Regions from separate parts of the Mus musculus genome. Here region 1 is linked to region 2. The links are chromatin contacts, found by Hi-C in ENCODE. All regions are on one chromosome and are shown on one strand. The core of a region is the stretch at or near the end of the contact, and the rest is flanking DNA. Distances in the headings are between cores, read along the strand shown.

Evidence for each region. Hi-C counts contacts between places; a loop is a spot of excess contacts on that map.
Region 1: a map of left cerebral cortex shows a loop between it and region 2 (1.8-fold over the local background). The contact joins the promoter of Vax1 here to the promoter of Shtn1 in region 2. A Hi-C loop is called at or near these places in 1 of 37 maps with a recorded cell type or tissue (left cerebral cortex).

Annotation. Positions count from the first base shown.
Region 1 is chr19:59,165,185-59,171,750 of GRCm38, forward strand. Vax1 (ventral anterior homeobox 1) reads right to left here and starts at 5,213. Exons shown (of 3, transcript NM_009501.3): 1 at 4,605-5,213; 2 at 3,287-3,474; 3 at 1-1,590. The coding sequence starts at 4,845. The coding sequence ends at 1,003.
Region 2 is chr19:59,074,555-59,080,602 of GRCm38, forward strand. Shtn1 (shootin 1) reads right to left here and starts at 1,515. Exons shown (of 17, transcript NM_001114312.1): 1 at 901-1,515. The coding sequence starts at 958.

The DNA of each region.
Region 1 (6,566 bases), core at 3,963-6,462, 94 kb after region 2:
GAGCCTCTAGAAAGAAGAAGCCCCTGTGACAGGAGACTGACACCAGCCACCGAGCTCTCTCCTGCGAGGAGCAGGAAGCTGTGGGCCACCGCCCAGAACAGTCCCAGAAAAGATTCTCAACCTTCTGTCATTGGCTTTTCTTCTCCTCTTTAAATTCCTACCTAAAGTCACAACACCCGAGAGATTTTAATTTCGCACGTCCCGTAGTGCGTTCTCTAGCCCGATTTCCGTACATCTTGCAAACTCAACTATTTATGAATATTTAAAAACAGGTAAAACTTCATCTGGTTTTATGTAAAAATTACTCTTGCTTTATTGCTGTTAGATCAAATTTATAACCACCTTTGCCTAACAGGATGTTTGCTTGATCGTTTCTGGGGGTCGGAGAGCCTGCGATAATCTTCCTAAAGGGAATAAAACCCATCAGCTCTGTTCTAGACAGGAGCTGAGTATGCACCAATTATCCTGAGAGGTCTAAAAATCGGGGCCAGGAATTCTCCCAAAGCCCTGGTTTCTCTGACAAGAGGGCATAGGCCCTTCTGTTTGGGTCTTAAAAACCAAGAAGCCTTTCCGGTCCCTGGCGCCCTACAAACATAGTTCCTCTTGCGAATATTCATAGAAGCACTGTGTAGTGCTCCTATCCAGAACAGGTGTCAGGACCTGGACTTAGGCTCAGTCTGTTCCTTCCCTGGCTAGCAGGGTGGGGGTTGGCTAATTCGGGTATTTCTCCCCAATTCTTTGGATCATTCCTGGATTCAGAAAGAAGCCGGGTTGGAGGGAGGGAGGAAAAGTAGAGAGAGCAAAACAGCCCGAGTAAGTTGAAACCAGTAGCCTGCACGGGGTGGGTGGGGTGCGGGGTGGGGTGGGGTGAGGGTGGGGGCGTCAGAAGCCTAGTGGGGGCCAGGAAGGCCAGCGCAGGAGCACTGGGCGCCTAACGCAGGCGAGTTCATAAATACCACCACAAGAGATGTTATAAATATAAATACAGGGTAACACTTAAAATCAGTCCAGCGCTTTTTTCTCGGCCCCTTCTTTATTGTTGGTCCGGGAGTAAGGCTCGAAGGCCGAGGAGCTCAGGTAACGGGCTGAGAGTTCTTGCAAATTCCCGGCTAGCGAACCAGCCATCGTCAACGGGGCGGAGGACAGGCGGCTGGCGACAGAGCCTAGCAGCGACGGCACCGGCAGGCTGAAGAGACCGTGGCTGGCAGTCGGTGCTCCCGCGTGCAGTCCTCCCGGCCCTGCAGGCCCTGGGCCGGGAGCGCCGCCCACGGCCGGCTGGTGCTGGGACGCCGCGCCTGCGGGACCCGGGGCAGTGGCGGCGGCGGCAGCGGCGGCGGCAGCGGCGGAGCCCGCGGCAGCGCCTGCACCCAGGGCCGGGAGGCTGGGCCCGCGCAACGCCGAGCCTAGAGCGCCAGTGGCACAGGGCGGCAGCAAGGCGGGCAGCCCGGGAGGCGACAACAGGCGGCCTTGCTCCAAGAGCCGCAGCACGCTGCACGTGGCGGCGGTCTCCGACACCACCGAGCGCAGCTCCGAGTCCTTGCCCTGGTCCTTCTTCTGCTTAGTCCGCCGATTCTGGAACCAGACCTTCACCTGCGCGCAGAGAGGCAGGAGTAAAAGTGGGAGAGAGCAACAGGAAAAAAGCAGGGTCAAAAGCTGCAGGGTTTGGGGGGGCGGGAGGGCGTGTGAGACCCTCCCCCAACCTCAGCCCTCGCCGCAGCCCCACCCCGCAGCAGAGGGTCTCAGCTCCTAAGCAGCTAACGGCTAGCGAGCAACAGCCACCACGAGGGGGACACCACTCCACTGGACTACGCTTCCGGGTCATGCAAGCAGGCCCAGGCCAGCGCGGGTTACAAAAGCAAAGTAGTAAAAATGTCCACGCCACTAGGGAAGAAAGATAGAGGTATTTCAGTGTGCTGCTGCGGTACTCATGGAACAGTTTTGGGTTCACAAACTGGAGAATCAGCACAGGCTGAGAGCTTAAGGCCAGAGCAAAGCTGTGCAGAAAGCTGAAGTGGCTGGGGATCAGTGTCTCAGGCTAGATCCAGATCTAGACTAGTGAGTTCAAATTTAGCACTAGAAAATCTACTTGCGCCTCTTAGAGGCTCTGAGGAACTGCTCCCTGCTTGTTAGGCAAAAGACAGCTGCAGACAGACAAGGTCGGGGTGGAAAGCAGACATTTGTGCAGCTTTCTCCACCACCTTTCTTTACTAGCTGGTTTGAAGGGTCTAAACGTTCCTTTTCATTTAGCCCACCCTCTGCAATCCACTGGAAACTTTGGAATCATGGGAGGAAGATAGGAGGCTGGGGGAGACCAAATAAATTCCACCCCCTCCCTTCTGCTTCTTCTGGCCTAGAACGGAGGGTAGTCGCTGTATGGAAAACCCATCCTATTTAGGCTTTGAAAGCTAAACGGGGGTTAACACAATTAAAAAAAAAAAGGTTATGATGCCAACTTAAACTCAGATTTCCCCATCTGTTCTGCCCTCAGTTCTCAGTATTCCCTCCAGATTTTAGGCCTAAAATGCTCTCCACCTGCTTCAGGGCTGGGCATAGGAAAACAAACTAGAAAGAGAACTGACCAACCCCTCAACAGTCCGGAAGGGACAAAATCTCCCTCTAATGCTCTGGGCCCTTAGCTCACAGGGTCAGCTCCAAAGCAGCATGGGACTTTATGGTAAGGAGAGGACCTAAAATGCAAAAGACACAATATACACGGTGGGCACCCAAGTCACCAGATTTGCTGCCCATCTGACTGACACGCCCTGTCATTGGCACAGGCCTCTTAGGATCCCAGAGTGGTGGTCCGGCTGGCTGTTTAAGGGGTGGGGGCCGCTAGCTTTGCACAGGCAGGTTTCTGAGAATTGGCACCGCTTTCTAATTCCTGCAGAATTGATCTAGGTGCTGAGTAAAGCTAAAAGCCCCAAAATGGGGTGTTACTGGGAATATAGCCAAGATGGTATGTATCCAAATGGGGGAAAACAGCCTTTTAAAAATCAGAAGCCATCCAAAAATTCCTAAGAGTCAAAAAGAATTCCAGAAGGACAGAATATGGGGTCCCTAGGCCAAGTCAAGGTATGCAGAAATTAGACTGGCAGATTTGTGAACGAGGAGAAGACAGTTTAATAAAGAGGAGGGAGCCTTAAGACCTTCGTCCCCATTCGTTCCGTTTCCTCCACGTCCCTGGGAGGTTTGGTCCAAAGCTAGGTAGATTGTGAGGAAAGGCAAGCTGTCATCCTGGAGAGGGGAAGAGGAAGCCTGGTGGTGTGAGCACCTGGCAGCTAGGTACCTGGGTCTCAGAGAGATTGAGCTGCCGAGCCAGCTCGGTTCTCTCCCGGCCCACCACGTATTGGCAACGCTGGAACTCCATCTCCAGCCTGTAGAGCTGCTCCGCGGTGAAGGACGTGCGAGTCCTCTTGGGCCGGTCCAGATCCAAGCCTTTGGGCAGGATGATTTCTCGGATAGACCCCTTGGCATCTAGGAAAGGGTAGACGTCAGCCACCAGAACCTCCGCCCCCGGTTTTCTCTGCCTCCTTGATCAGAGCTAGCTAGGGACAAATCTCCGGTAGGCTGCTGCCAGTGTATGGGGTGGCCGCAATCATAAAGCTGAGATTCTCTGAGTGTATGGAGGCCAAGGGGGCTAACTTCATACTATTAACTGGGAGAGTAACCAGACTGTCTCTGAAGAGTTCTCCCAGACACCGGAGGAGGAAACAAACAAACAATAAAAAACAAGAACAAAAACAAAAACAACAACAACAACAAAAAACAAACCTGAATTCCAAATAGGTAAATGCTCCTTCCGGCCTAGGGGGCCTCTGGTGTGTGATCCGAGTCCCCAGTAGCCCAAAGGGGCTCTTACTGGTAACCCCACCTCCCAGTATGGTCCCAGATTGCAGGGCAGCCTGCACTCCTGTGGTCCCCACCCTTACCCCGGGTCTCCGGCCCGCTTCAGTCCAGACAGCAGAAGGAGGAGGGACTGAATGTCGGCTTGCGGGGCCTGGCTAACAGCTAGCGGGGGCGGCGCCGGCTGAAGCTGGGCCTCAGCGCCACCAGTGCCCGGGAGGAGCGCACACCGCTCCTTGAGCGAGGACGAGCGAAGCAAAGAGGCGGCATTCGCAGACCTGCGACGCAGGTCGGCGATCTCTCTAGGCCACTGCAGCCAGGCCAGGAGCGCAGCGCCAGGGCCCTCAGCCCTACCAGCTAACTGGCTGGCTCTGGCCAGCGGCGGGAGGCTACGGGTCCTAGCCCACTGCTCCATCGGGTGCGCTCTGCCCTCCATGGCACACACGCCTGCAGGCCGGAGGACGCGCGCACGTTCCCCTGGAGGAGCTGGGTCCGAGCCCCAGCTTGGTGGCCGGTCCACAGTCACGGTCTGGATTCCTTCCCGCAACCGTGCTGCGGGGCCCCTCCGGACTGCTAGGGCCCAGAAAGAGCGCTTTGAGAGGAGCCCCAGGCACAGGTCCCCGCGACCGACCGGACCCAAGAAAGAAAAGGGCCAACAACAACTTTCTCCCAAGTCCTCGCCAGCCCTAAGCAGCGACGCGAAGCTGCGGCAGGGGAATTACCCCGAAAAGAACGCGTTCCAAAGCCCTGCCCATCCCTACCTCGGACTAGGATCCGGCGACAGTAATCTGGGTCCGCTGAGGAATTGGATTTACTTTTGTTACAATCTTCCGAAGCGCCAGACCCGGAAAAGGCGCCCTGCGGCTCCTTGAGGAAGGCGGCCGGAAGGCTCCCCTCGGCGCCCTTGATCTCCCGGCTCTCCTTGTGCGCGTTCTTCGAGACCCTGGCGGCCTCGGTGTCCGAGTGGCACCGGACGTCCATTTTGTCTGGTTTCCCGAACATAGGCAAAAAGAAAGAAAGAAAGAAAACAACAACAAAAACAAAAAAACACAGAAAAGAAGGAGGGTGGGAAAAGAAGAAGCAAAAGGGGACAAAACCCCTACAACGCAGCACCTAAGCTCGGTCGCCCGCCAGAATGAATGTCCCCGCGGGGTGGCTTCGGCGGCCGCGGAGGGTCAGCGCAGACAGGAGAGTGGCGCGCTGGTAGAGAGGCGGCGGGTCTTGTCCAGGATCCCGGTGGCGAGGCCGCCTCGTCAGCGCCCGCGTCCTTTGAGCACGTCCAGTGTCCCCAGCCTGGCGATCAGGTAGCGAACAGCGCAACTCCGAAACGCTGCGGCTCCGCCTGTTACTGAGACGGCCGAGTTGTGGTTGTCCGACACCCGGGGGGGACGCACACTCGCTGTTGCAATTGATTACGGGTAATTTCGCAGCCCCCACGTTTCAGTTACCTCACGAATACACTAAATTGTTTGGATAATATATCAGATCGTAATGGATGGTTTCTGTCCTTGTCCCCAATCAAGTAGGGGTTTAGCCAGTGAATAAACGGAAATGATTGGTCTTGCTTTCGGGAAACACAATCAAAGACCCACACTTCCAGAAAAACTTTTGACAAGATTCATCCTGAATTGCTAACACCATTAGCAGGCATTATTAACTTTCTCTTTGCCTTTGACCGTCCTGCTCACATACTGGCTAAAGGGGGGTTCCTCTAGACTCTCCAGATAGAGCCAGATGGGGGGGGGTTACCCCCTCAGTCCCTGTAGCTATAGAAAGCAGTTGCCTCTGGGTGGGGAAAGAAGGGGGGAGGAGAAAAGTTTCCCCCTAAAGTCTCTCCCCCACACTCCAAAAAAGCCAAGCTTTCTCCCCAAGCGACTCCTTAACACACCTCGACGTTGACAGCCATCTTAAACTGCCGCCCCTCTTCCTGTAGCCCCAGTTGGATTTTTTTCATGCCTGCACCTCCAGCGGCCCTGAGGCAGCCCATTCAAAGGGCAGCTTTGTACTCAGAGTGGGGGGGGGGGGGTAGAGGGAGGGAGGAATACGAGAGAGAGAGAGAGAGAGAGAGAGAGAGAGAGAGAGAGAGCAAAAAATCTCAACTGTGAGATCTGCTTCAAAAAAAAAGTTTCCCCCTAGCTATTTCATTGTCTTGCTACAATGTCTTTGAGAAAAGCAACAGCCAGTAATCCAATAACAGCATTGATTAGGCCACAATGATTCAATTCAAGCGCATGGCCTTGTGCAAGGAGCTTGCTCCAGCCCTTCTCGTCACCTTGCCGGGGCAGAAGCCCTCTCCACGCCGCTCTCCCCATTCATTCCTTTATGGGAAATGCGGAGCAAAAGGAGTGAAAGATGGCAATTATCTAATTGGACTATTAACAAACAGTCCTCTGAGTGCGGCGGTCTGGCGTGGCTCCTGGGCGGGGGAAGGGCCGTGTTCCCGGCCCTCATTCACAAAGAGTGCAGGGGCCGCGGAGGAAAGGGGGTTTTTAAAAGGGAGTGGGGGGGGGGAGGCGAGGAGAGGTGGGAGGTTTGGCTGAGAATTTTTCCACACAATTCCAAGAATGGGGCGGAGGCGGGCGGGGGAGGGGCGGGGGTCTGGGCGAGAGGGTGGGAGGCACAAAGTGAGTGGGGAGGACAGCGAGTGTGTGTGGCGGCCTCCGAGGGGCTCTGCGCCCGCCCCACAGTCCGGCTGTCACCTCCCGGCCACCACCGCGGTCCCT
Region 2 (6,048 bases), core at 265-2,764:
TGCTAGGACCTCTTAAGCCACCTGGCTCAGTCACAAGACTCAGTGATGGGAAGACACCAACTTCCTGGAGAGCTGAGTCAAGAAGAGGAATAGGACCATTGAGCAGGGCCCTTCCAATGTTAGCAAGTCCTGCAGCAAAGAGCATGCATGACCTTTTACCTCCTAAACCTGTGCAGTTCCTCTTTCTTGACCCATATTCTCAAACCACACTTTGAACAGGATAATTAGTCGTGGTATTTTTAAAGTGTGTCAGATTAACTGTCTCTAGGATCTTGCTTTGTTCACAAATGTTCTGATGGCAATCATTAGCTACCAAGCGGTAGAGAAAAGCATGCAAAACGGCCTGGATTTCCAGCCCCAGCCCCGCTTCCTCATTAAGCCCCACACAGGCAGGGTGTCGACTCACTGACTAATAAATTGCTAAAAATGGGAAGTGATAAGAACACATCGGTTCCCTGAAAAATCCCAGCTGGGTAAAGAAAAAGGAACTAGACCGAACCCAAAAGAAGGGAACGCTGCAGGCCCAGGAACGCCAAAGTGTGCAAGGGTGCGGCCTCAGCTAGGAGCCAGGCCAACTGAGCCACTACCCGGCGCCCAGCGATCCTACCCTACCCGGCTCGCTACTCCCGCGTGGACTGAGGTGCGTGCCCTGACCCTGTCCACGCCCGACGCGTGTCCCTTTGCCCGGGTCGCGCGCCCTAGTCCTGCAGGGCGCGCGATCCCACTGCGGGAAGACGCTGCAGCTCCTCCGCCCAGGGCGCTGCACCCCATGGCGCTTGGGGATGCGGGGTGACCGCGGCGGCCTCACGGTCCCTTGGCCACGGCTGGCACCTGCGGCTGCGCCCAGAGCTGTCCCGCCCGAGGCCGCTGCTGGGCACCTGCGGCAGCCGGCCCACCTACCTTGCTCCTTCAAGCTGGTGATGAGCTGCAGCTGCTTCTCCTCGTCCGAGCTGTTCATTTTGGCGGGTGGGGCTGGGGATAAAAGGCAAGGAGGGAGAGGCGAGGGGGACACGGGGGAGGGGGAGCAGAAAGCAAGATGCCGGTGGCGCGGCGTGCGGCTGCACTACCCGGAAGTTGGGATCGCTCCCGCTCCTCCTCCTCCTGGCGCGCCGCACGCGGTGAGATCATCCCACGCACCTACTCGCGGGCCCTGGCTGCCCCACCTGCGGCGGGCGGGTCTGGGCGCCTGGCCCGGTAGGGGCGTGGGCCGCTGGAGGCGGGTGAAGTGTCACGGCCCTGGGGCGCCTGCGATCCTCCCAGGTGGCTGTATGCGGTTCTGCTAAGGCCGCCGCTGCGCCAGGCTTTCCACCCGAGGCGCGCACCATGGAGACTCGACCCGGGTTCCCCAGGTCCGCCACCCTAGAGCTGGACAGCGGATCTGAGCAGGACCGGACGGACCCCAGAGGACCAGGCTCCTATCCTAGTTCTCAGTCACTGCTCATTGGAGCCAGGGCTGGAAAACCCTCTGTTCTACACCATGCACCTGTCCACCAAGCAAGTGCATGTTTGCAGTCTGTCTGGCTAATTGAGTCACCGCAGTCTTGAGGAGTAGGGGGTAGTGGGTAGCAGTCTGAGGGAGGGAGGGAGGGAGGGAGGGAGGGAGGGAGAGAGAGAGAGAGAGAGAGAGAGAGAGAGAGAGAGAGAGAGAGAGAGAGAGAGAGAGAGAGAGAGAAGAGGTGATGGGGGCGTGGCAGTCTGATCGCAGTTCCAGCGTGTGTGAAGAGGCCAGAGTCAGAACCTGGGCCCTGCCTCCAAGTGCCTCACCAGGCCAGAACTGCAGGGAAGGTCATCTGGTTCCGGTGGGAGGATCTTGCATCTTGGGGAGGCTGGCACTGCACTCTGAATACCCAAGGTCACTTTGTTGCATGACAGGGAGCCTCCTGTGTAAGGACTGAAGACAGTCCTTGCCTCTCTTAAGGACCCTCGGTGGCATTTACACCCAACTCTGGGGTAGACCTGGGCAAACATATCTAGGCAGGCTTGCATTCTCCAACTCTAGTTCTCCTAACATTTGCTTGACTCTCCCAAGCTCTGGAATTGGTCTAAAGAATGGAAATAATAAAGCATACTCTTTTAGAATTTAAAAAATTGAACAGGGAGAGGAATTTGACCACAACATCAAATCTAAAAAATAGAAGTGCTTGTCTAGCATGCGCTAAGGCCCCACAATCCATCCGGTCCACCTCCAATAAGGTGGACCGAATGGATAGGTATGCCGCCTGCTCTGCGCAGAGGATTTTTTGTTTTTTATGATTACAGGTGTTATGGTTGCTAATAACAAGTTGAGAAAAGCACAGTTCTTTATTCCAATCATTAAGCGCTCCAGATAAATCCGGGTTAAGTGAGCCTTCTGCACAGCCCTCGTTTTCTTCATCCTCTCTAAACTCATATAGAACACCAGCTCTTCATTCCTTGCGTCTCAATTTAGGCAAACGCCCCAACTCGGCTGGTAGTGGCCCTGCCAGGAGACGTGTATTGATATTCCCATAGATCCTATTACCAGTATCTTTCTGGTACTCATTATTCATACCATCTCGTGGTGACCGTTGAAAAATCAGAATCGGCTATTCCCTTTTAAGAAATGGCAGTGGTTTAGAATGCATAGTTTAACTGTTCGGGTGGCCTGAGGTGGCAGTGTGGATTTCTAAGTAAAAAGAATGAAAGATGGAACTTTATGAAATTATTTCAGTGTGGGGATTTTGCTATTTGGTCCTTCCTGGAATGTTTCATAAGAATGTTTCATAAGTTCAAAATATTTTCCAGTCAGCTACAGTGATGATCATAAAGATTGGTATAGGCTCAGGACACACAAGACCAAGTTCTCTGCCCAAAGATTTGCCCCAAAAGGACAAAGGTCAAGGAGTAAGAAACAAAGACAGGAGATAGAGGATGAGGGAGAAGGAAAAGGGAACAAGGGAGGAGGGGACATGGTATTTGTCCTAGAAAGACAAAGGACAGCCTCTAGATGGGAGCCAGACATGGCCCATAGGAAAATGGTGGTTTATATAAGGTAAGGGGAGAAACCCTATGTTAGGATGAGGTGTTTAATTTTAATTGGGCATGTTAATTAGGTGAGTCAAAGGGGCTTTTGTTTCCCGGACTTCAACACTTAGATTGCTGAACCTTGGTAGTCAGCCTCAGGAGGAGGGAGTGGCCAAATAAGGGAATAGATTTTGATGGTTAGTTTTAGCAATGTAATCTAATGGTTTTTAGCCAAGACAGGGGGAATAGAAGAGAAGGGCAAGGCTTGCCAGAGCCATGCTTGACATGTTAACATGCCTGGGGTAGTTAGAGCTCCTTCAATGATCCCAAAAGATAACCACATGGTCTTTCTCCTGGGGTTACCTTTTTAGTCCTAGGACTTGAAAGGTAGGAGATATGCGAGTTTTTAGCCAATTGCATGACCATATGAGGATGGGCTGCCACCAGGTGTTTTGTGAAATGAATGATAATTTATTTCTAGAAACACACACACACACACACACACACAGAGAGAGAGAGAGAGGAGATTCAAGTGATCAGAAATAACTACCTAGCTTTGTAAGGCAGCCATGAAGCTTGTTAGCCTATGACCAAACCCAAGGAACCAGAAGTACCTTCTCCAGCTCCATCACAGGGAAGCAGGATGTCCTGTTGATATTTAGATTGGTTTACAAATCTCCACTCTTTTAAATGGCTGATAGAATTGTCAATTCCAACAACAGTATGATGTCTGGGGAGTTTGAGAGTCTCAAATTGAAATGTTTTGGCCTCACAGTGAATCGGTGGCTCATTGAAATGAATTCCATGTACCCTCTTTGAATTAAAATAGCCACCTGAAAAACAAAGCCCTATTATCCTGAGGCCATGCTATGAATTATTAGGCTAACTATTAGATTTACTTCTTGGGATACAGAGCTTCTGTTACAATGACTTATTTATATGGCATGAATATTGATAGGAAGGATAGAGTTATATAATTAGTTTTTGTTCTGCTTAATAATGCATACGGGGATTTGTGTTTCATTGCATTGACGCTGTTAGTAACCATCAAACAACATCAAATTTGAAACATCTTGAAATGTTTGTGTGTTATATACGTATATGAGGTCAGGAGGTACCTTCTAAAGATGAACTAAAAGACTTGTAACAAACATGGGATTGTGGCTGTCTCTAGGGATAGAAGACGGAATATCTGACTCTAAGGAAGGAGATAGAGAAGGGAGCACAATGAGGCTATTTAGTACTTGTTTGCTTTTTGGTAATTACAATGTATGTAATTTTCTGTACTATGTAGATAAAACTATGATGTAGCGAGATTTGTCATCTTTGACCCACTCATTCTGTGTTAGGGAGTCAATCCTTAGAGACTTGCCTGCAGGGTTATTTACCATAAAGTTAACAATGATATAAAAATAGTAACATTTGAATGTTACTTGGCAATGCAAAGAAACAAAGTTGTGATACATGACCCACTATGGGCAAACTTTGAAAAACATGATTCTAAGTGCAAGAAGGCAGTCAGAAAAACCCGAACTACTGCACGATTGCCTTTATATAAAATGCTCACAACAAACAAACACATAAAGAAAGTTGACTAATGATTTGTATAGAACTGGGGATAGGGAGAAAGAAAATATAGGCAATGACTCCTAAAAAGCATGTGCATTGGAGGTGGGGGAATAAACTAAAATACATTGTATTTCAGATTGCATAACTATGGATATCCTCAAAACTAGAATTGTACATTCTGCCCATTTAGAAAAGTCTTTGGTTATCTTCATTGATGATGTTACCTATATCCCTTGTTAGCATCCATGTAACATGGTGGGTAAAATACAATTCAATAAAGCTCTTAATTTTTTTTTTTTGAGATATGGTTTCTCTGTATAGCTGTCCAGGCTGTCCTGGAATTCACTCTTTAGACCAGGCTGGCCTCAGAAATCTGCCTGCCACCGGGCATGGTGGTGCACGCCTTTAATCCCGGCACTTGGAAGGCAGAGGCAGGCGGACTTCTGAGTTCAAGGCCAGCCTTGTCTACAAAGTGAGTTCCAGGACAGCCAGGGCTATACAGAGAAACCCTGTCTCAACAAAAACAAACAAACAAACAAACAAACAAACAAACAGAAAAACCCAAACCAGCAATTTCTAGAGGAAAAAGACTTAAATAAATAACTATTAAAACAATGTTTCATATACAATTGTTTTTAATTTTTCAAATGTACATATAAAAATGTTCTACTTTTTACTAGAAAAACCGTCATATATGCTTAATCTGTTTCAGTTTAATATATATTCCACATCATTCCAGCATATCAATGAATAATTAGCAATTCTTACGTTCTTAGTTGCGTTGTTACTAATATATTTGTATTTGTAAATAATGCAGTCTGAATATATGGACTACATCTAGGTACATCACAGTTCAAATGCTAAAACAAAACATGACATTCATGTCTTCAATGTAACGGAAGAGAGCTGAGGATACTGCTGCCTCGGAGGCACCTGCTTGGCAGGAGTGCATCCTGATTTGCTCTCCAGTACTCCTCCTTCCTCTCCCCTCCAGTTAACAAAAGCAGCTGCAGAAGAAGACGCCCTGCATATGCTTGCAACAGCACCAGGAAATGAAGAGCTTTGGTGTAAATCGAGCGAAATTTCTGAAGATCTGGATGCTATAAAGTGCAATGCATTGATGAAAGCAAAGATTTAAATAAATAGAACTAGAACACTCCAAAATGTCTATTCCCAAAATTTGTTCTGTAGATTTCACACAGTCACAGCCTGAAATCCCCTTGAGTCCATAAAGATCGATCAGCTAATTCCAAAATTAACACTAAAGTCCAAAAGAGCTAGAAAAGTCAAGATAATTCTGAAAAAAAAAAAGAACAACATTCTCAAAACTAACTGTAAATCTATGGAAACCAAGGCCATGTAGGACAGGCAGGAAGGACACACTGGACAGACACTGGACACAGTGACCATCCCAGAAGCATACACCATGAAAACAGTTAAGCTGTTTTCAAAGTTACTCAAAAGCAATATTCAAAAGTGTGTGGGATGATTCAGTGG